Regions from separate parts of the Homo sapiens genome. Here region 2 is linked to region 1. Evidence: read pairs that join two places in POLR2A ChIA-PET (ENCODE). Cell type or tissue: HepG2. All regions are shown on one strand. Each heading gives the region's core, and the rest is flanking DNA. Links, peaks and the distances in the headings are about the cores only.

Region 1 (9,957 bases), core at 789-8,788:
GCCAGGAATCTGCATTTTAAACAAGCTCCGGAGGTGGCTCTGAGGCCAGCCACAGTTTGGGCACGGCAAGGCTGGGGAGCCAGGCTTGTTTCGGATCTCCAGTCCTTGTGTGGGCTGCGTGACCTTGGATGAGTTATTTCCCATCTCTGAGCCTTGGTTCTCTGGTCTGTTAAGTGGCAATCTTGCCCCTTCTGTTTTAGGCACTGTCGGGGTTGCCTGCCTTCTGGTAAGCGTTTAGTGCCCTGAGCCGACTCAGCTGGTGCTCAGGGAGGCCTGATGATTCGGGGCGCTTGGCCGGGTGGTGGGGTGGGACACCCCAGAGGGAAGGGCACTGGTCCCAGCTTGGTGGGGCAGGCCACCTGGAGGAGGGGTGGACCTTGGGAGTGGGTTATATTAGGGCCTCCAGGCCTCAGTTTGGGAGGAGCTTGCAGTGACCTTGGAGATGGTAGTGACCTTGTCCTCCTGCCCTGCCTGGGTGCACAGGCTCCCAGCACGTGGGTGGCAAAGGTCCTAGAGAGCACCCAGAGGCGGGTGTCTGCCTGGGGTCGAGTGTGGGAGCTGGGCCCAGAGCCCCCACTTCTGCCTGGCATCCGGGGGTCCCTCCGGGAAGCTGAGGTTGTTTTCTTGAACAGTAAGGACTGGCCAGAGCCCTGAGCACCGAGAGGTGAGGGTGAGGCCCCCCCTACTCTTTCCCCCACCCTCCTGGGAATGACTGCCGACATCAGGGAAGGGAGGGGCCCCAAGGCCAGTGACCTGGAATGCGATGGCCAGGGAGGCAGGAGCTGGAGGCTGTGTGGGGCACGAGGAGGCCGATCGGGTGTCCCGGGGGAGACTCCTCGCTGCTTCCCTCGGGATGGTTTCCATGAACTTCCCTCCCCGGCCCTGACGGCCTCCTCTCCTAAGCTCCCGCCTCCTTTTTTTTTTTTTTTGGAGACAGTGGCTCACTCTGTCACCCAGGCTGGAGTGCGGTGGTGCGATCATGGCTCACTGTAGCCTCGACCTCCCCCGGCTCAGGTGATCCTCCCACCTCAGCCTTCCAAGTAGCTGGGACTACAGGTGCATGCCCCCACACCAGACTAATTTTTGTATATTTTGTAGAGATGAGTTTTGCCATGTTGCCCAGGCTGGTCTTGAACTCCTGGGCTCAAACAATCCTCCTGCCTCGGCCTCCCAGAGTGCTGGGTTTATAGGTGTGAGTCACTGCACCTGACCATCCCTCCCCGCTTTTATGTCCTTTTCTCCCTCTCTGAGGTAGGGGGACCAAGCCCTCCTCCCCAAGCCCTGTCCACTGTGGGGCCTTCTACAATGTGAGCTTGTACATCTCTGTGATGTCACCCAGGTGCCACCAGGTGTGTGTGTCCTGATGCCTTTGGCCACCAGCCTCAAAATCTCCCAGAGTTCCAGGTGCTTGGTGGAAGGGATTCATGTACCCCTATCCCCATCCCTAAATGAGAGTGTCCACACCACCCGCCCTGAGTTCTGAACTTAGCCACCTCATGTACGGAAGGAGAAATGGAGGCCGCCAGAGAGGTCTAGGCCTCCGACCCTGACCTTGCTCCTCTTGGATGGTATTGGGTGGCATTCCAGGACAGCTGGGATCTTGATCATCCAGTGGGTGCCCTCACTGTGCACCTGCCTCCAGGTGGTGGCGCGGTAATTGCAAGAGCGTGAGCCCCTCCTCTGGGGCATGTTCTTGGAAATAAATACACCTCGTGTCATGGAGATGGGCAGACGAGGTGCCAGCTATTTGAACGGACAGCCCGGAGTCTGTGCAGGAGTTGGAGGTAGAGCGGGTCGAAGGCTTGCGGAGGGACAGGTGGGTCTCCCATGGATGGCTTTTCTTGGAGGCTGCAGCCAGGAGCCATTGTTTCTCTTCCCACCTGACCTTGGGTGGTTCCCCTTCAGCCCTGGCGTTATGATGTCCCGCCCAACCCCCGACCGCACACCTCCCTCCCCCTTAGCTGCTTCGAAGCCAAAGGTGTGGCAACAGCTAACAGGTGCTTGGTGGTCCCCGCCCACCCTCCTTCAGGCTCCCTACACCCACCTGAGTGGGCCTTTCTGTGTTCACTTCAGGGATGAGGCTTGGAGAAGAGGGTGTGTGAGGGGGTGCGGGTGGCCCTCCAGACTGGACCTAGGCCTGCTGCATTCTGGGTTGAGGTCCTCTTGCTGCCTCTCTGTGAGCGAGCCTCGCCTGCTGGGTGCTGAGCCCACACCGCATGTCCTCGGCCTCCCATTGAGATCAGCTATACGTGATATAGACCAGGGATGCACGCCTCATGAGGAGACGCTCACTCCCCCAGACACACTGAGTACTCTTTCCTCAAGCTCAGTGCAGTTCGTCCACGTTTGCCCAGCAGCACGCCTCCCGCAGCGTTGTCAATATTTATTCGTGGTTGCCGCTGCCTCCCTCCTGGACCGCCCATTCCCTGGGCCCTGTCTGGTGGTGGCTGGCCTTGGAGAGCTGGCCTCTCAGCACAGCACCGGGCACCAGGGCTCAAGGTCAGTGGGTGTGTCTTTGGGTCCCTTAAGGAGCAAAGTCTCATAATTTGCTTTATTTTGTTTTATTATTATTAATTTTTTTTGAGACAGTTCTCGCTCTGTCGCCCAGGCTGGAGTGCAGTGGTGCGATCTCGTCTCACTGCAACCTCTGCCTCCCGGGTTCAAGCGATTCTTGTGCCTCAGCCTCCTGAGTATCTGGGACTACAGGCACCCGCCACCACACCCAGCTAATTTTTGTATTTTTGGTAGAGACGGGGTTTCACCATGTTGGCCATGCTGGTCTCGAACTCCTGACCTCAGGGGATCCACCTGCCTTGGCCTCCCAAAGTGCTGAGATTACAGGCGTGAGCCACCACGCCTGGCCCCTTAATTTACTTTAAATAAAGATCTGGTTCTCCCAGATGAGGTTCACAGACAGATGTTCCAAGAGCACATCTGTCTGGCATCAGGAGACTCACCCATACCAAGCTCACAGTGCTGGCCATGATCCGACTCCCGCCCTGCAGCTCAAGCTTGGTCTGGAGACCTTCTCTGGCACCTGCCCCGGCTCCCCAGCCCCGGGCTTCCTGCATTGTGTGCTTCCACTCCCGTCTTCTCCACTAGGAGCTCTGTGGTACGGGCTTTCTGCACCTTGACCTCTGGGCCTCCCACCACAGCACGGTGAAGGCACCAACTATTTCACTGCTAGATCCAAGGATGCTGGGGCCGGGGGCAGCTCTGAGTGTGTCTCATACAGTGACCTTGTTTGAGGAGGCTGTGTAGGCCCAGGATTTTCCTGGGGTGAGGGACGCCAGGTTCCTTGATGTGTTGGGACAAAGACGTTGGCTGGGCGAGGAGGCTGCCTGAGATCCCACAGTGAGGCTGGCCCTGCCCTTGCTCGCCCAGCTGATCTGACACCCTCCAGATGGCCCAAGAGAGACCGGGAGGAGCATCTGGTGGAGGACCTGGGTGTTCTGTCTGGAGATTTCCCATTGCTTTTCCAGTTTATTGTCATCTGCTTGGGACTTGAGGGTAACTTCATCTCTCAAAATAGGCTGAGACTTTTTACAGTTAGATATTTAATATACAGATGACGGGCGGATGGTAGTGTTGTTTTAAGGGGGGATTTTGTTGCTGTCGTTGTTGTTGTTGTTTTGAGACAGAGTCTTGCTCTGTCACCCAGGCTAGAGTGCGAGCTCGATCATAGCTCACTGCAACCTCAAACTCCCAGGCTCAAGTGATCCTCCCACCTCAGCATCCTGAATAGCTGGGACTACAGGTGTGCGCCACCACGCATGGCTAATTTTTTGTAGAGATGGGATGTTGCCATGTTACCCAGACTGGTCTTAAACTCCTGGGCTCAACTAAAATTTTAATCTCCAATTCATACATTTCAGAAAGTATAATAATATGTAAAGCAAAATCATAATAGCAACAACAATCACTGTCATCCCACGGGTTGGTTTAGATGTAAATTTTATGCTTCCTTGCAAAAATTTGTCGAAAGTGCCAGAAAAGCCCTTGTCCCATATCACAGTCCCATGACCCACACTCCCATGGAAAGCCTTAGAACTGATGTCAGTGTGAGCCCTGTGCTGGAGTGGAGGGTGACAGAGCTTCGGACATGAGCAGCCTCTGCTGCTGCGGCCACCCTCGCCGGCCCTGGATCCCCACACAGTGTGGGGTGTTCAGGATTCCTCATGTGACCCTTACCCTGCCTGCCCTGGGACTGTGTGCCTGTGTGCTTGCATGTGTGTATGTGCGTGTGTGCCCATATGCGTGTGTAGGTGTGTGCATATGTGTATATAGGTGTGTGCATGTGTGTATATACCTGTGTAGGTGTGTATGTGTGTACATGTGCATTGTAGATGTGTGTGCATATGGTGACCTCAGTTCCAAAGCTTTCCATGTGTGTGTCCATACACATGTGTAGGTGTGTGCCTGTGTGTGCATATGCGCATACACATGTATAGGTGTGTGCATGTGTGCACACGTGCATGTGTAGGTGTGTGTGTGCATTGTGTGTAGGTTTGTGCATGTGTGTGCATACGTGTGTGTAGGGGTGTGCGTGTGTACACATATGCATGTGTGTGTGTGCATTGTGTGTAGGTTTGTGCATGTGTGTGCATACGTGTGTGTAGGTGTGCATGTGTGTGCACATATGCACGTGTGGGTGTGTGTGCAGTGTGTGTAGGTTTGTGTGTGTGTGTGCATATGTGTGTGTAGGTGTGTGTGCGTGTCAGCATATGTGTGTCTGCATTCACTCGGCCAGAGCTCCTTGAGGGCAGGGTGGTTCCCACCTCTCTGTTCCCCCAGCTCCCAGCTCCGGCCTGGCTTTTAATCACAGAGTAAGTCAAGCCTGCTTTGGGAGCCTTCTGACTCCCCCAGACACACTGAGTACTCTTTCCTCGAGCTCAGTGCAGTTCGTCCACATTTTCCCAGCAGCACGCCTCCTGCAGCGTTGTCAATATTTATTTGCTGTTGCTGTTGCCTCCCTCCTGGACCGCCCATTCCCCAGGCCCTGTCTGGTGGTGGCCGCCCTTGGGGAGCTGGCCTCTCAGCACAGCGCCGGGCACCGGGGCTCAAGGTCAGTGGGTGTGTGTTTGGGCTTGAACTGATGTGTGTGTTTACTGAGCTTTCTCCGCAGCCTGCTCCGGCAGCTCCAAAATGGCATTTCAGGAATTGAATTACCGACATTTCAGTACTTGCGGAATCCAGGAATAGATTATTTGATTGTATCTGTTGGAAGTCATTGCCGTAACTGGCTTCGTTTTCTTCACCAACATCTAAACCGAGTGGGGAGGGACCGCAGGAGAATGCTGTGGTGACTTGATTTTCCCAAAAGCACATCTCCCAAGCTGGCGGCAGCCGATGGCGTTGCCCTGTGACTGGGGGAAGCCTGAGGACTCACGGTCGCCTCAGGCTGGCCACCTTCGCACTGGAACCTGCCCATCACATCAAGGAGCCCTCTCAGGCTGAAAACCCTGTGCCGGGGTGGCTGCAGCAACACAAGGATTCCCCTCCAGCTCTGTGATGTGGGGAGCAGAGGGCCACTGAGTCCTGCCATGTGAGTCACATGATGCCCGTGGCCTGATTTCTGTGCCCCCATCTTGCCTCTTAGAGTTTGTTGACCTCAGGGCTCACATATCCCTTGTAAGGGGTTGTGATGGCTTCCACGGCCATCATGGCTAGTTAGGATTTTCCTCCAGCCCTTGAGGAATTCTCTCGGGATTTTTTCTGGCCTTGCCTGTCTGCAGAATCCATAGAGGACCTACAGGAATGTCTGCCTCTGAGTCCATAGTACTTGCAGGCCTGGGAGGCTGGATCAAGGTGGATGTTGACACTTGGTGGGGCCGGAGCCCTGGCTTCCTGGCTGCCTCATAGCTCAGGCCCGTTTGACAGCATTTGTGAGCACCTGTCCCAGGCAGGAGCAAGTTCAACAGCAGCAAGGGCTCCAGGCAGAGGGAGGTGGGCTCTGATGGGACTCAGGGGCAGCCTAAATGTAGCAGAGAACTGAGAGGGGATCCCTGAGGCCTTCTTGGAGGAGGTGGTGGTTAAGCCAGCTAACTTTGTCCATTGGAAACTGTCACCAGGTCCTTATTAATCAAATAATAATGAATATGCCGTGTTCGGATCCACTAGGGAAAGCTGAAATTGAGCTCAAAGGAGGCATAGAAGTTCAGCTTGTAATTTTGAAAAAGGAAAAGGCTCTGGCCTCATTAGGCTGCCCCCAGTGTGTCCTTGAGACCTCCTTACTCCTTGAAATGTGCTTCTTAACGTTTTGGAAAAAACAACTTTCTCCTTCTATACTTAGCCCTTATCTCAATGTGCAGGCGCCTACCTGGCCCACTTATCTTCAAGAAATGTGCTGGGTTAGGCCTCAGGAGTGGCAGGCACATAGATACTGTATTTGGCCTTGGCCTTCTGCCCAAGTGGAGTCTCCGCATTCCTTTGTATGGGCCCATTGGGCATGCCTGGCTAATCTGCGCACCCTCTTTCCACTCTCCTTCCTGCATTTCTCCTTCCCTTCAGTAGTGGCTCCCTTCCCATTCCCCAAATCGCCTCTGCTTTTATCTTCTTCCAATCGAATTCCCGTCAGTCGTGGAGCAGGTGGGACACCTGTGTATGTTGCGGGGGCACAGAGAAGCAGCCTGTGCTCACCCATGCCTGCCTGCAGGTGCATGCTTGGGACTTGGCAGTGGGGGAAGATTTTGGGGTTAGGATTTCCAGGCTGGCTTGACACTGACCTGTTTTGTTCCAACCCATACAAGCCCTAAACCCTCATGTGCAGATCCTGCTGGCTCTCTGGGGAACACTTAGTTGGATGCAGGTAGGAAGAGGCTTCAAGGAGCAGAGGAGGGGCTGGCTGAGGGCCAGCCACTTTGTCTGGTCCCCAGAGCGGGGTCTAACATGTGGGAACTGAGCAGCAACTGTGAGCTAGCCCTCAGGCAAGGCTGCCCCATGATGCCAGGGCACATAGGGCAGACTCCAGATGATGGGGCCACTGCTGGCATTGGCCTTTTGCAGGGCACAGGAGTCTGCCAGGGGTGTGTTTTGGAGCCACCCATACAGGTGTACCAGCTTTTGGAAAATCCCAAAGATGTGGTGCCCTGCTCCTGGGGGTCTTGGGGGCTCCCAGGTAGCAACAGCGTTCTGGGAGGACGTGGGCTCAAATTCCAACTTTTCTACCAGGTTTTGGCTATCCTTCATCCCCGTGGGGCTCAGTTTCCTCATCTCCAAGCTAAGGGGGCCCACCTAAAGTTGTCACAGAATTGGACGTGTGACGGGGCAGCCCCCTTCACCTGTGGGATCCGAGGCAGAGCTGGCACCTCCAGGCTGTGGGTCCAGTGACCCGGCATGGAGCCAGCAAACAGAGGAGGCACCTCCAGGCTGCAGGGTCCAGTGACCTGGCATGGAGCAAACAGAGGAGGCCAGTGGGCAGGTGGGTGTTACCAGGGCCTGGAGCAGCAGGGGTGGAGCCCTGGGGCCAGGCAGGGCGGGTTTGGGGTGGCATGTGGTTTGTTGTGGCCCTGTCATTTGCAGTTTGGGTTAGTGGGTCTGGCTGGCCACCGGGGTTGGAGGGGAATGCCAGTGGGACTATACATTGTCTCCTTGGAGGTGACTGTGCCCCCAGAACTGAGTGGACAAGCCAGGCTTGTGTCCACACCTGCCCCCGTCTTTTACCCTCTTCTGGCTCTCCTCCAAGAAGAGCTTTTCCTAAATCATTCGCCCTGTTCACCTGGGCTTTGAGGCCCCAGGTGTAGGCCCAGGGGGTGGGGTGGGGTGGGGGGATGGTCTCTGACTGGATAGCCCCACCTGGGTAGGAAGCCCCCAGTGTGGCCCCACCTTGGCTGTGACCTGGGGGTCCTGCAGAGTCCTGTGTCCTGTTGCAGTGAGGGGTCAGTCAGTGGGAAGAGTGGACAATTAGGAGACACCATGTCTGTCTCCTCGACGCCAGTCAACACTGTTGCCTTTGTTCCCAGGGCAGCCTTCCCCTTGCCTTCCATTCCAAACTCCTCCTCCTCCCTCTAAGATTCCCTATTCACCTCCTAGAGGAGGCCACCTGAGTGTCAGCCAGGCACTGGACCTGGGCCTGCCCGGAAAGGTCCCTGGGCCTGGTGTGCTCCAAGAACCTCGCTGTCAGGGGTCAGCGTGCCATGGAGGATAGGGAGAGGCATGTGCCCTTGGGGACGTCTGGCTTTGTCCGGGGGGTTTTCTGCTGCTCACTGGCTTCAGGTCAGGGCTTGGCTCTGTGCTGCAGCCTTAAGCCAGCGGGCCCAACCGCCTCCTCCAGGCCCGCCAGCGCCTCAGATGTTTCTCTCCTTCTTAGAGGGTGTTTCACATCCTTTCTTTTGTTTGCCCTGATTATTTTTGCAGATGAAGGAATACACACAATGGTCATCTTTGTCTTATTTGAAAGCCAAACACGTTGCTTACACGTTGGGTGCACAGTGAATATGTATCAGTCCAGCGCTTTTCACCATCTGGTCTGGTTTTAGTGTTGCTTTATTTCTGGTCATTCCTCAATCGGGGCTAAAGATCAGAAAAATCGCATCTCCAGGTCCTGAGCCATGGCGAGGAAGCTGGGTGGTGCCCTGTGCTGTGTGGCTAAGGTGGGGGACGAGGGTTGTCGGTGGGGGAAGCCCCATGGGGGCCCCACTGGAGTCATAGGAGCGAATGGAGCACCCACTCCATGCCTTCTGTCAATTACAAAGCACCTATTATGTCCCGGATACTGTGTCCAACACAGTGGACACATTGATGGGTAAGGCATAATCCCCCCCCAGGAGCTCCCAGTTGGATTGAGGAGGCAGACAGGCGAGCGTATGGCTGTGACACACCCAGCAACTCCCAGTTGGATCGGGGAGGCGGACAGGCGAGCGTATGGCTGTGACACAGGGGGGCAAGTGGCGTCACCAAGGCAGAACCCAGCAGCCGGGGCCTGAAGCCCCCTCACCCAGCTGCAGCCTTCCCGAAACAGCTGAGATCAGCCTGGAGAGCTCTTCCTCCCTGCCTGCCCGGAGGGTGGCGTGGGTCCCATCGCTCTCCGTCAGCCACGGCCAGAGCACACCTGTGCTGCTCCTCAGAAGGGCATCACCTGTGGAGACGGTGACAGCTGTTCCTGTTCCCTGCCCCAAGGACAGGATCTGGAGCCTGTGGGTGTGTAAGGAGCCAACTCCCTGACCCCAAAACTGTGGCCAGTTCTGGAGAAGGTGGCCAGGCTCTGGGTCCCGGGACTGTGGCCCCCCTCCTGCCTCTAAAGCCCCTCTTCTGGCCTCCATGACTTCAGCCCCTCCTGCCCCCAGAAGGAGGGATCAGCCCTACAAGGGACCCAAGAGAGGGAGCCTCACACACAGGCGCTGCCTGACTCTCCTCCAAGCTGGCCTGAGCCCTGGGCAGTGTTCTGAGGCTCAGCCACACGGCTGTGCAGGGCAGGTGAGAGCGGCAGCCTGAGAGCTGCGAGCCGGGGCCGGGGTTTTCCTGGAGCAGCAGGAGGGATGAGTTGGGTTTCTGTAACTACAAGGGCCAAGAAGAGGGAGAGGATGATCTGGGAAGGAGAGTGGCTTTGGGCCAGCATTTGGGCCAGCAGGACTCAGAGGCGAGGGAGGTGGTAAGATCCCTTGCTTGGGATGAGAGGCAGATGGGGAAACTGAGGCTTGGAGCAGAGGGAGGGGCAGGGCCTGGGCCCCCAGCAGGTCCCAGTTCATGATGGCATGCTGCTTCTGCATGAGTGAGACATGAGGGGGTCACAGACGCCCGGAAGCATCGGCATCATCAGATCATCCGACTCGATAATAGAAAAATTAAAATTTAAAGTCACTGAAAGTGACGAGTGACAGAAATGTTCCTAGAAACTGGAGATTGGGTGCTCAGCGGATCTCAGGATAGATGATATCAGACACAATGTCCCCTGGGCTGAGGTTTTTTTTTGTTTTTTGTTTTTTTATGTTTCAGAATTCTAAGGCAAGGATGAAAGTC
Region 2 (9,957 bases), core at 1,286-9,285, 89 kb before region 1:
CAGAAGGCGTTGCAGCCTTTGCTTGGTTCTCTGGGGTCTCTGGCTCTGGACGAAGCTGTCACACCATGAAGATGGCTCTTTGGAGGGGCCACATGGAGAGGAGCTGAAGCCTCCTACCCGCAGCTAGCACCAGCCTCGGGAATGAGGCAGTTTGGAAGCGGCACCTTCAGCACCAGGCAATGCTCCTGAGGGCAGCTCCTGCTGACGTCGGCTGCAACCTCAGGGGAACCTTATAGTCCAGTTGCTCCCACATCCCTGCCCACAGACAACATGAGAGAGTGTGAATGAGGGTCGGTGCTGTAAGTGCTGGGGCGGCGTCGTTGGCTGGGCAGCAATAGCCAACCAGCACATCACAGGAAACAGGGGCCTAAGTGGAGTCTGCACCTTGTTGTTTACAAATGTTTTTAAACTCGCATTATATTATTTTTTTTTTTGAGACAGGGTTTCACTGTCGCACAGACTGGAGTGAGTGGCACGATCTTGGCTCACTGCAACCTCTGCCACCTGGGCTCAAGCCATCCTCCCACCTCAGCCTCCCGAGTACCTAGGACTACAGGTGCATAGCACCGCACCTGGCTAATTTTTCTGTATTGTTAGCAGAGACGGTGTTTCGTCATGTTGCGCAGCCTGGTCTTGAACTCCTGTGCTCAAGTGATCCACCCATCTTGGCCTCCCACAGTGCTGGGATGACAGATGTGAGCAACCGTGCTGGCCTCTCATTAGTTAAGAAGCAGAGGCTCCGAGTCAGGGGTCCCCCGGGCACCACAATGCCAGAGTCGGTGTGTACTCTAACCACGTGGCCCAGGCCCAGGGAAGGCGTCGCACAGACATCCGGATATGATGGATGAAAGTACTTTTGTATGTTTTAGGTTAAAAATAAAAATATAAGGATATATGTGAACATTAAAAAAAATTTAGGCCGGGTGCAGTGGCTCACGCCTGTAATCTCAGCACTTTGGGAGGCCGAGGTGGGCAGATAATGAGGTCAGGAGATTGAGACCATCCTGGCTAACACGGTGAAACCCCGTCTCTACTAAAAATTAGCTAGGCTTGGTGGTGGGTGCCTGTAGTCCCAGCTACTCGGGAGGCTGAGGCAGAATGGTGTGAACCCGGGAGGCGGAGCTTGCAGTGAACCCAGCCGAGATCGTGCCACTGCACTCCAGCCTGGGAGACAGCGAGACTCTGTCTTGAAAAAAAAAATTTCTCATTGTAACCAAATTTTTGCTAAACAAAACCAACGCCAGTCCTAAAAGTTTGGGAAGAACATTTCTGAGGGTTTCTCTGAATACCTGTGGACATCCCTTCATGCAGTGACCTGAAGGTTGTGTGTCAATCAAAGTTTCAGACATTCGAATGACACTTTAAATGTCCAATTAATTAGGCAGCTTTGCACAGAAGGGGCCCATGATGAACCCTTTTGTTACCGGAAAGGGGTCCAGATCCAGACCCCAATAGAGGGTTCTTGGATCTCTCAAAAGACAGCATAAAGTGAAAGCAAGTTTATTAAGAGACCAAAGGAATAACAGAATTGGCTACTCCACAGGCAGAGCGGCCCCGAGGGGTCCACTTTTATGGCCATTTCCTGATGATATGCTAACCAAGGGGTGGATTATTCATGAATGTTCCAAGAAAGGGATAGGCAATTCCCAGAACTGAAGGTTCCTCACCACTTGAAACCATATAGGATAACTTCCTGACGTTGCCATGGCATTTGTAAACTGTCATGGTGCTGATGGGAGTGTCTCTTAGCATGCTAATGCATTATCATTATTGTATAATGAGCAGTGAGGACGACGACCAGAGGTCACTTTCCTCGCCATCTTGGTTTTGGTGGGTTTTGGCCGGTTTCTTTACCACGTGCTATTTTATCAGCAAGGTCTTTATGACCTGTATCTTGTGCCGGCTTCCTATCTCATCCTGTGAATAAGAGTGCTTGACCTCCACCGGGCATGATGCCTGTAATCCCAGCACTTTGGGAGGCTGAGGCGGGCGGATCATGAGGTCAAGAGATCGAGACCATCCTGGCCAACATGGTGAAACCCTGTTTCACTAAAAATACAAAAATTAGCTGGGTGTGGTGGCACTTGCCTGTAGTCCCAGCTACTCGGGAGCCTGAGGCAGGAGAATCGCTTTAACCGGGAGGTGGAGGTTGCAGTGAGCCGAGATCACGCCACTGCACTCCAGCCTGGCAACAGAGCAGACCTCCATCTCAAAAAAAATAAAAAAATAAAAAAAATAAAAAAGAATGCCTGACCTCCTGACCTCCTTGGAATGCAGCCCACTGGCAGTAGGTCTCAGCCTTATTTTACCCAGCCGCTATTCAAGATGGAGTCACTCTGGTTTGAATGCCTCGGACACTTTGACCTCTTCTAGCTTCGGATCCCAAAGTGGCTTAACAGGGCAAACCTGTACCCTTGGTAGCCTGGACCAGAAGTAAGTGCTCCCTGCCAAGAAGTACCCTGCTGCTGCCCCCGCCAACTTTGGCTCAGTGTCTGTTTGAAAAGAACTGCATGCTTCTTCCTTTCCGTTTTCATGAACTGAAGAGGGCTGACCCGGCAGCTCTGCAGCCCCAAGCTGGCGGGCAGGTGACGGTGTCAGCATCACAGTCCCAGGCTCCGTCTCGGCTTTTCTTCTTCCCTCCCGTCCGCCCCAGTGGCTCTTCTCCTCCCACAGCTCCCTCACCTCCCCATGGCTGCCACCCCTTCACCCCTCGCCCAGACCTCTTTCCTGCATCCTGTCACCTGAGGGATGAACACTTCTTACGTCCCTGACCCTCGCCGCTCCAGTGCCCTCTGCCAAGACTGGTGCTGCCCTCCACCCACCCCTGGGCCAGGCCCGGGTTCGCCTTCCCTCTGCCTGCCCCTGCTTTCTTCCCTTCCAAACAGGGACAGAGTCGCTCAGGCCCCCGCCACCCTGTGCCTCCCCTTCTGCTTTCATGCCTGGCCCCAAGCCCTCCTGTCAGGACAGAGGGGCTTTCAGGCATTCAGCAAGCACTTAACACCTGCTGTATGCAGGGCACTGTCCCTACTCCGGAAGCTCACGCCAGCCGAGGGGGCGGTGGGTGGTCAGATCAGCTCACACCTGGTCAGTTGACCACAATACCAGGGGTGCTATTGGCGCCTAGGAGTGAGTCTCGGGCCACCTGCCTGACAGAGAGTCGTTAAAGTCAGGTCCTGAGAAGGGGCTGAAGCTGGGCAGGAGGAGAGTGGGGCCAGAGCATTTCGGGCAGAGCAGGTGATGTGTGTGGACACCCGAACCTGAGTGGGGGCCCTGCAGGACTGGAGGGGTGACGTGGGCTCTGCTTTCTTAGAGAGTGGTGGGAGGGGATGAGGCAGGGAGCGGGGATGAGGCAGGGAGCCGGGATGAGGCAGGGCATTCCATTCCTCGGAGCCTTGGGGGGCTTTGGAGGCTTGGAGCAGGGAAGTACTGGGATCCACTCGTGATCTAAGGGCTGAATTTGACACACAGGGGACCCACAGAGAAGCTCCACGCAGGCCGAGGGAAGGCCGCTGCAGTGGCTGTGGAGGCACAGATGAGGAGAGCATGTTCCTTCGAGGGATGTTTAGGAGGCTGGGCCGTGGGGACTTGGTGGTGGACCAGATGGAGGACGGGGGAGAAGCAGGCCACAGGTGACTCCCAGCTGCAGGTTCAAGGCCTCAGGGGGCCAGTGACGCCAGTTCCCAAGACGGGGAACGCCGGGAGCAATGGGCCCGGGAAGGAAGAGAATTGATGAATTTGGGACACGTTCAGCCTGGGACACCTGAGGACAAGTAGGTGGAGATGCTACGCTGGCAGGCAGAAGTGGGGTCCAGGCAGAGGCAGAGGGAGGAGGTGGCTCGCCTGCTAGAGGTCACTGAAGTGAGCCATGGCCAGTGGATGGCACCTGGCAGACCTGCGTGGGAAGGAATGCTCCCCTGCTGAACCCTAATCTCTGGAGCGAGGGAGGAACTTCGTCCTGTGGCAGGCCTGCCCGGCAGTGTTGCTGCATTCCGGGCAGCGGCAGCATCGGGCGAGGGTATGGGGTGGGAAGAGCGGACTCTGGTCTCAGCCCTGAGGAACTCTGCATCTGAGGAACAGGTGGAGGGGAAGCCGGCAGAGGGGGCTGAGCAAGAAACCCTGAGACATGGGGAGGACAAGGCTCTGTCCAGTACCGTAGAAGCCGCAGGAGGAGAGCTTCAGGCCAGGGCAAGCAGCCGAGTCAGAGCAGGGCGGAGGAGTGCCCACTGGACTCAAGTAAGAGGAGGGTGGAGGAGTGCCCCCTGGACTGGGGCCAGAGGAGGGTGGAGGAGTGCCCCCTGGACTGGGGTCAGAGGAGGGAGGAGGAGTGCCCCCTGGACTGGGGTCGGAGGAGGGAGGAGGAGTGCCCGCTGGACTGGGGCCGGAGGAGGGAGGAGGAGTGCCCCCTGGACTGGGGTTGGGGGAGGGAGGAGGAGTGCTCGATGGACTGGGGTCAGAGGAGGGCGGAGGAGTGCCCGCTGGACTCAGGGACACGAGGCCATCGGGGGCTTTGGGGGAAGCAGCTCTGATCATATGATGGAGGCCACACCAGAGTGCACCAGGAGCAAACAAACCCTGAGGCTTTTCCCATGACAAACTGTCCTAAAAAGGAAAGGATAGGCCCATCAATGAAAAGGAGCGTGGAATCCTGGGAAGAGCTGACTGTTCTGTGTTTTCAGATGTGGGTGGTGGAGCACGTGGTCGGTTATGATTGGGGTTGGCTGTGACACTATTTCGTTAGGAGAGAAGTTTAGAGGCCAGCAGTTTGTGGTGGGAATGGCAGCGCCTCTGTCATCAGACACCCACGCTGCCTCTTCCTTTCTGCTCACTGTCCTGGCCACTTCCGCCTGTGTCTCACTGGCCAGATCCCAGACACATGGCCCCACCCCGCTGCTTGGGCTTCTGTGGCCGAGGAGGAAGAGGAGAAGGGAATTGGTGGGTGACTGGCAGCTTCTGCCACATTCCGCTTAAATATTAATGAGAAATGCCAAAGTCACAGAGAAAGGAAGATGGTTTTTGGTTTCAGGTTCCTGAGAAGGCAGGGGTAGGGGGAGAGGCAGCTGTCCAAAGCCCAGGCGAGGAGACCAGGCTTTGGGAGAAGGACAGAAACGGCTTCCATGGCTCCTCTCCTGCGGGAGGGATGAGGGAGGAGGGGCTCGAGTCTGTAGATGTGGCCACAGAGGTCAAAGGCTCTCTGTCTGATGGCTTCTACATCATGAAGACAGCCGGGAGCTCTACCAAGAGTGTGAAGTGTGCAGAACAGGTCAGAGAATTTCAGAGAGTGGAGAAGATACAAAGCCCTCCTTAAACAAGATGGGGAATCAAATGGAGAAGCATGTGGGGGTTGCAGGTTAGTTCAAGATAGAACTCAAGAGCGCAGTTGACCAGGTAGATGTGGGCTTCCAGCAGGCTGGGAAGTTGGGGAGTGGACTCCCAGTAAGGCCAAGGAACAGCCTCGGAGGAGCCACTGGGCGGGCAGCTTGGAAGAGGGGCCAGCTCAGGAGGTGGGTGACTGGAATTCGGATTTGGGAGATGGTGCATTCCGAGGCAATGTCCAGGCTGTCCCTGACTGTGAGTGGAGCTGATGGCTGAGATGGAGGGAGATGATGTGGTGGAGAAGAGGAGGTGGAAGACCCAAGAAGCCAGGGCACCAAATGGGTCATCCACATGGCACCTGAGTTGTTTAGGATTGGGGCAGGAATTGGGCGTGAGCAAGACATAAAACAACGTCCTCGCAGCTCTGCTCGGCTCAGGGCTGTGAAGAGGCTGCCATGGGAAAGCAGTCGTGAGTTGGGTGTGTGACTCCCAAGCCCTGTATGGGACCCCAGGTGGTCTCCTGCGCCCATCCCTCCCCTCACTGGCCCAGCCTACCCAGGACTTCCACGGGCATCTGCTTCCCTCAGCTCAGAACCCCCAGCTCCACCCTTTGTAAGTTAAACTCCCAAACCCTAGCCTGGCGTTTGAGGACGCCTTTACCTGCAGAGTGCCGTGGCTCAGAGCAAAGACCCCTGATTCCGACCCCCTGGGTCTATTCTTGTGCCTGCCACTTAATATATGTGGGGCCTCAGCCAAGTTAACAAACCGCTTTGTGCCTCAGTTTCCCTCTATAAGATGGCGATAGTAAAGGACGTCTCTCTAGGGATTAAATGAGGTAACCTACATAAAGTACTTACAGGTGTTAGCTGCTATTTTAACTCCTCCTGGCCTCTTCGCACACGGGGCAGGCTACTGACCTCTTGGACCACTCGGAAGCCTCGCATTTTCCTGACTCCTGCCTCGGAAAGCTCTGCATGCCTTCCTCTCCTCTCTTCCTCAGTACGGAGCACCATGCCTCGGTAAGCTCTGCTATGCTAGTCCAGTGATGACTGGCCTGCCCTTCCCACTCCCACAGCTGGGCCCTAATTCAGGACAGCCTTGCCTCCTACCTGAACTCACACAAGACTGGCCTCGCTCATCTGTGCCCTCCCGCACTTGTTCTGATTCAGCTTATGCCCCCTAAAGAACAGTGGTGGCCTCTAGCCCACCAGGGGTTCCCCACCTCATTCAGAAAGGTGTGGCTCTTTCTTTCCTTTTTCTTTTTTCTTTTCTTTTCTTTTTAAAATTTTGAGATTGGCCGGGTGCAATGGCTCATGCCTGTAATCCCAGCACTTTGGAAGGCTGAAGCAGGTGTATCATCTGAGGTCAGGAGTTCGAGACCAGCCTGGCCAACATGGTGAAACCCCGTCTCTACCAAAAATACAAAAATTAGCCAGGCGTAGTGGCAGGCACCTGTAATCCCAGCTACTTGGGAGGCTGAGGCAGGAGAATTGCTTGAACCCAGGAGGCAGAGGTTGCAGTGAGCTGAGATCATGCTATTGCACTCCAGCCTGGATGACAGAGTAGTACTTTGTCTCAAAAAAAAAAAAAAAATTTGAGATGAAGTCTCACTCTGTTGCCCAGGCTGGACTGCAGTGGCATGATCGCGGCTCACTGCAACCTCTGCCTCCCAGGTTCAAGGATTCTCCTGCCTCAGCCTCCTGAGTAGCTAGGACTACAGGCATGCGCTACCAAGCCCAGCTAATTTTTTTTTTTTGTATTTTTAGTGGAATAGAAGTTTCACTATGTTGGCCCGGCTGGTCTCAAACTCCTGACCTCAAGTGATCTGCCTGCTGTGGCCTCCCAAAGTGCTGGGATTACAGGCGTGAGCCACCACACCCAGTCGTTTCATTTTCTTTTCTTTTCTTTTCTTTTCTTTTCTTTTCTTTTCTTTTCTTTCTTTCTTTCTCTTTCTTTCTAGAAAGAGCTGAGACTACAGATGCACACCACTCACCTGGCTAATGTTTTTAAAAAATATTTTTGTGGAGATAGGATCTTGCTATATTGCTCAGGCTGGGCAAATACTCCTGGTTTCAAGGGATCCTCCTATGTTGGTCTCCCAAAGTGCTGGGATTACAGGTGTGAGCCACTACAGCTGGCCCAGAGTGTTGTTTTTTTGTTTTGTTTTGTTTTGTTTTGCAGTGGTGTGATCTCGGCTCACTGCAACCTCCACCTCCCGGTTTTAAGTGATTCTCCTGCCTCAGCCTCCTAAGTAGCTGGGATTACAGGCATGCACCACCATGCCTGGCTAATTTTTTGTAGTTTTAGTAGAGACAGGGTTTCGCCATGTTGGCCAGGCTGGTCTTGAACTCCTGACCTCATGTGATCCATGCACCTTGGCCTCCCAAAGCGCTGGGATTACAGGTGTGAGCCACCATGCCTGGCCAGCCGTGTCTGTTTCTTGATGACACTCTAACACCCCTGATGACTGTTCAATACCCTCAACGACTGTCCAAGATGCACCATGACTGTCCAACACTCTTGATGATAGTCCAGTACTTTCCATAAGTTTCCACACCCTCCATGACTGTCCAGTACTCTTCATGACTGTCCAGTACTCTCAATGATTGTCCAGTACATTTGATGACTTTCTAATACTCTCCATGACAGTTCAAAACCCTCCATGGCTGTCCAATACATTCCACAATTGCCCAGTACCCTCCAGGACTGTCTAACACCCTCAGTGAGTGCCTAACACCCTCATTGACTGTCCAAATGAGCATCGTTTATGGAGGGAGCTGGTGCTGGCTGAAGAGGGGTGCTCAGTGGGGATATATTTGCATTTGGAAGGAAGAAATGTGTTTGAAAAATGGAGAAATGTAGGAGGGGCCTTCCCGGCAGGAAGGAGCACTTGGGCACTGGCAGGTGCTGGCAGGCAGCAGAGGGAAGCTGGGGAGGGCAGGCACAGTGGCCAGCAGCAGGAGGTGAGGCCTGAGACTTTTCCTGCTCCCTGGACTGATTTTCCAGCAGGTGCCTGCCTTGTTCACTGTGGGGTCCTGGTGTACCCTTGATGACTATCCAATACCGTCAGTGACTGTCCAGTACCCTCGATGAGCATCCAATACCCTCCATGACTGTCCAATACACTCAGTGCATGTTCAGTACTCTCAATGATGGTACAATGCCCTCGATGAGCATCCAATACCCTCCACGAGTGTCCAGTATCCTCCATGAGCATCCACTACCTCCATGAGTGTCCAATACCCTCCATAACTGTCCAATACTCTTCATGACTGTCCAATGCCTTCAATGGACATTCTAGCTGGGCCACACTCTCAAACACCCTCCTACAGCACCCTTCCATACATCCTTGTTCATTTCCCCAAACTCCCCCAAAAGAACAAACCAGCATGGTCCTGCTTTGTCCTGCAGACCCCTGGGAAGGTCTGACCCCACTACAGGCCTCCAGGTACCTCCAGCCTGTCCAGTCTCCTCCATGGTAACTCCCACCCACCCACACTGCTCTGTGCATCTCTGCCTCTGTTGGGCAAGGCCCCTAGAGCCTTGAGCTGACGTCTCACCCACGTGGCTCAGCACAGGGCCATTAGTACCTGCCGACACCCTTCCCTCACCAGGCTGCAAGAACAGAGCCAGTGTGCATGTTAGCTGCATCCCTGGAGAAACTGGGGCAAAGATGAAAGGCTGACTCTTGATTTGGGAAGTGAAAGCCCAGGGCTGTGAGGGTGAAGCTGGGAAAGAGGCCAGGCAATGCTGTGCACAGCCACCCTGACCACCACTCCCAAAGGAGATGCCATGGCCCCACCTCAGAGAGAAAGGAGGGTGCTGTCTGTTGCAAACCCAACGTCTCCCAGTCCCCCGGGACCCCACAGGGAAGCCAAGTGGCATGTCCTGGACGGTGATGTTTCAGCCAAACTCCAAGGTGAGAGTCAACCTGCATTAGGGGAAACAGCAGGCAGCCGGGAACCTGAGAGGTGCCCGGGATTGTGTTCACAGCGTAAGGGTTCCCAGCATGGGGATGGATGAACGCCGGGCTCAGCTGCCTTCCACAAGACAAAGCAGCCACAGGCAGGGGCCGGCCCTCTGTGACAGTGAGGGATCTGTGTAGAAAGGCCTGGCCACGGCCTCCTTTCTCTCCTCAGGCTCTCAACGAGCACGCCTGGCTGAGGAGCTTCTTAGAGGCCTGGGAATGGGTCTGGAGGAGGAGCCAGCACTAAAGACACAAGGAAAGACAGTTTCACAGTCACCGCTTTGCAGCAAATAGAGCCACAGGCTGCCCCAAGGGCCACCACATAGTCTTTTCCCCCGAACCCCGCCCCACCCCAACCCTGACTCACCCTGACTCACTTCCAGTGGGGCCACCACTGCTGGCCCAGCAGCCCTTCTTTGGCCTGCTGGTGTCTTGGGCATTGCGTGTGTGTGGGGGGGTGTCCACCTTCTCTCTCCTTTCACCTGCATCAGACCACTACTCGCCTTCTGTATCCTTCCACCCAGGGCCCTCTTCACTTTGCATTCTTTTTCTTTCACATTAGACCCTGAGGGTCAGGTTCCCTTTCTGCAAAGGCCAGGATAGCTTGATTTCTAGAACTTCCTAGGTGTAAGGGGAGATAGTTGCTTGCTGTCCCGGGAAGTGTGCTCAACCCTGGA

Evidence for each region. Peaks named below come from ENCODE experiments on the same cell type or tissue, not always from the same donor. Only the 100,000 strongest peaks of a DNase experiment are listed, where the experiment ranks them.
Region 2: POLR2A ChIA-PET joins it to region 1 with 11 read pairs; 5 of 35 experiments call an interaction of 5 or more read pairs at or near these places.

What each region holds. Positions count from the first base shown.
Region 1 is chr2:10,363,673-10,373,629 of GRCh38, forward strand. The region is part of intron 1 of HPCAL1 (hippocalcin like 1); the gene reads left to right. Among named protein-coding and RNA genes, the nearest start is that of HPCAL1, 66 kb to the left of the region's middle. RefSeq lists enhancers at 4,206-5,013, 9,341-9,957 and a silencer at 5,651-5,945. In HepG2, for the core only: a CTCF peak has its summit at 3,104; DNase peaks (open chromatin) are centred at 2,399, 3,102, 5,019 and 5,809; H3K4me3 peaks cover 953 bases.
Region 2 is chr2:10,273,838-10,283,794 of GRCh38, forward strand. It overlaps the pseudogene RN7SL66P. Among named protein-coding and RNA genes, the nearest start is that of HPCAL1, 24 kb to the right of the region's middle. RefSeq lists an enhancer at 8,972-9,957. In HepG2, for the core only: a CTCF peak has its summit at 3,998; DNase peaks (open chromatin) are centred at 4,674 and 5,154; H3K4me3 peaks cover 1,870 bases; H3K27me3 peaks cover 1,211 bases.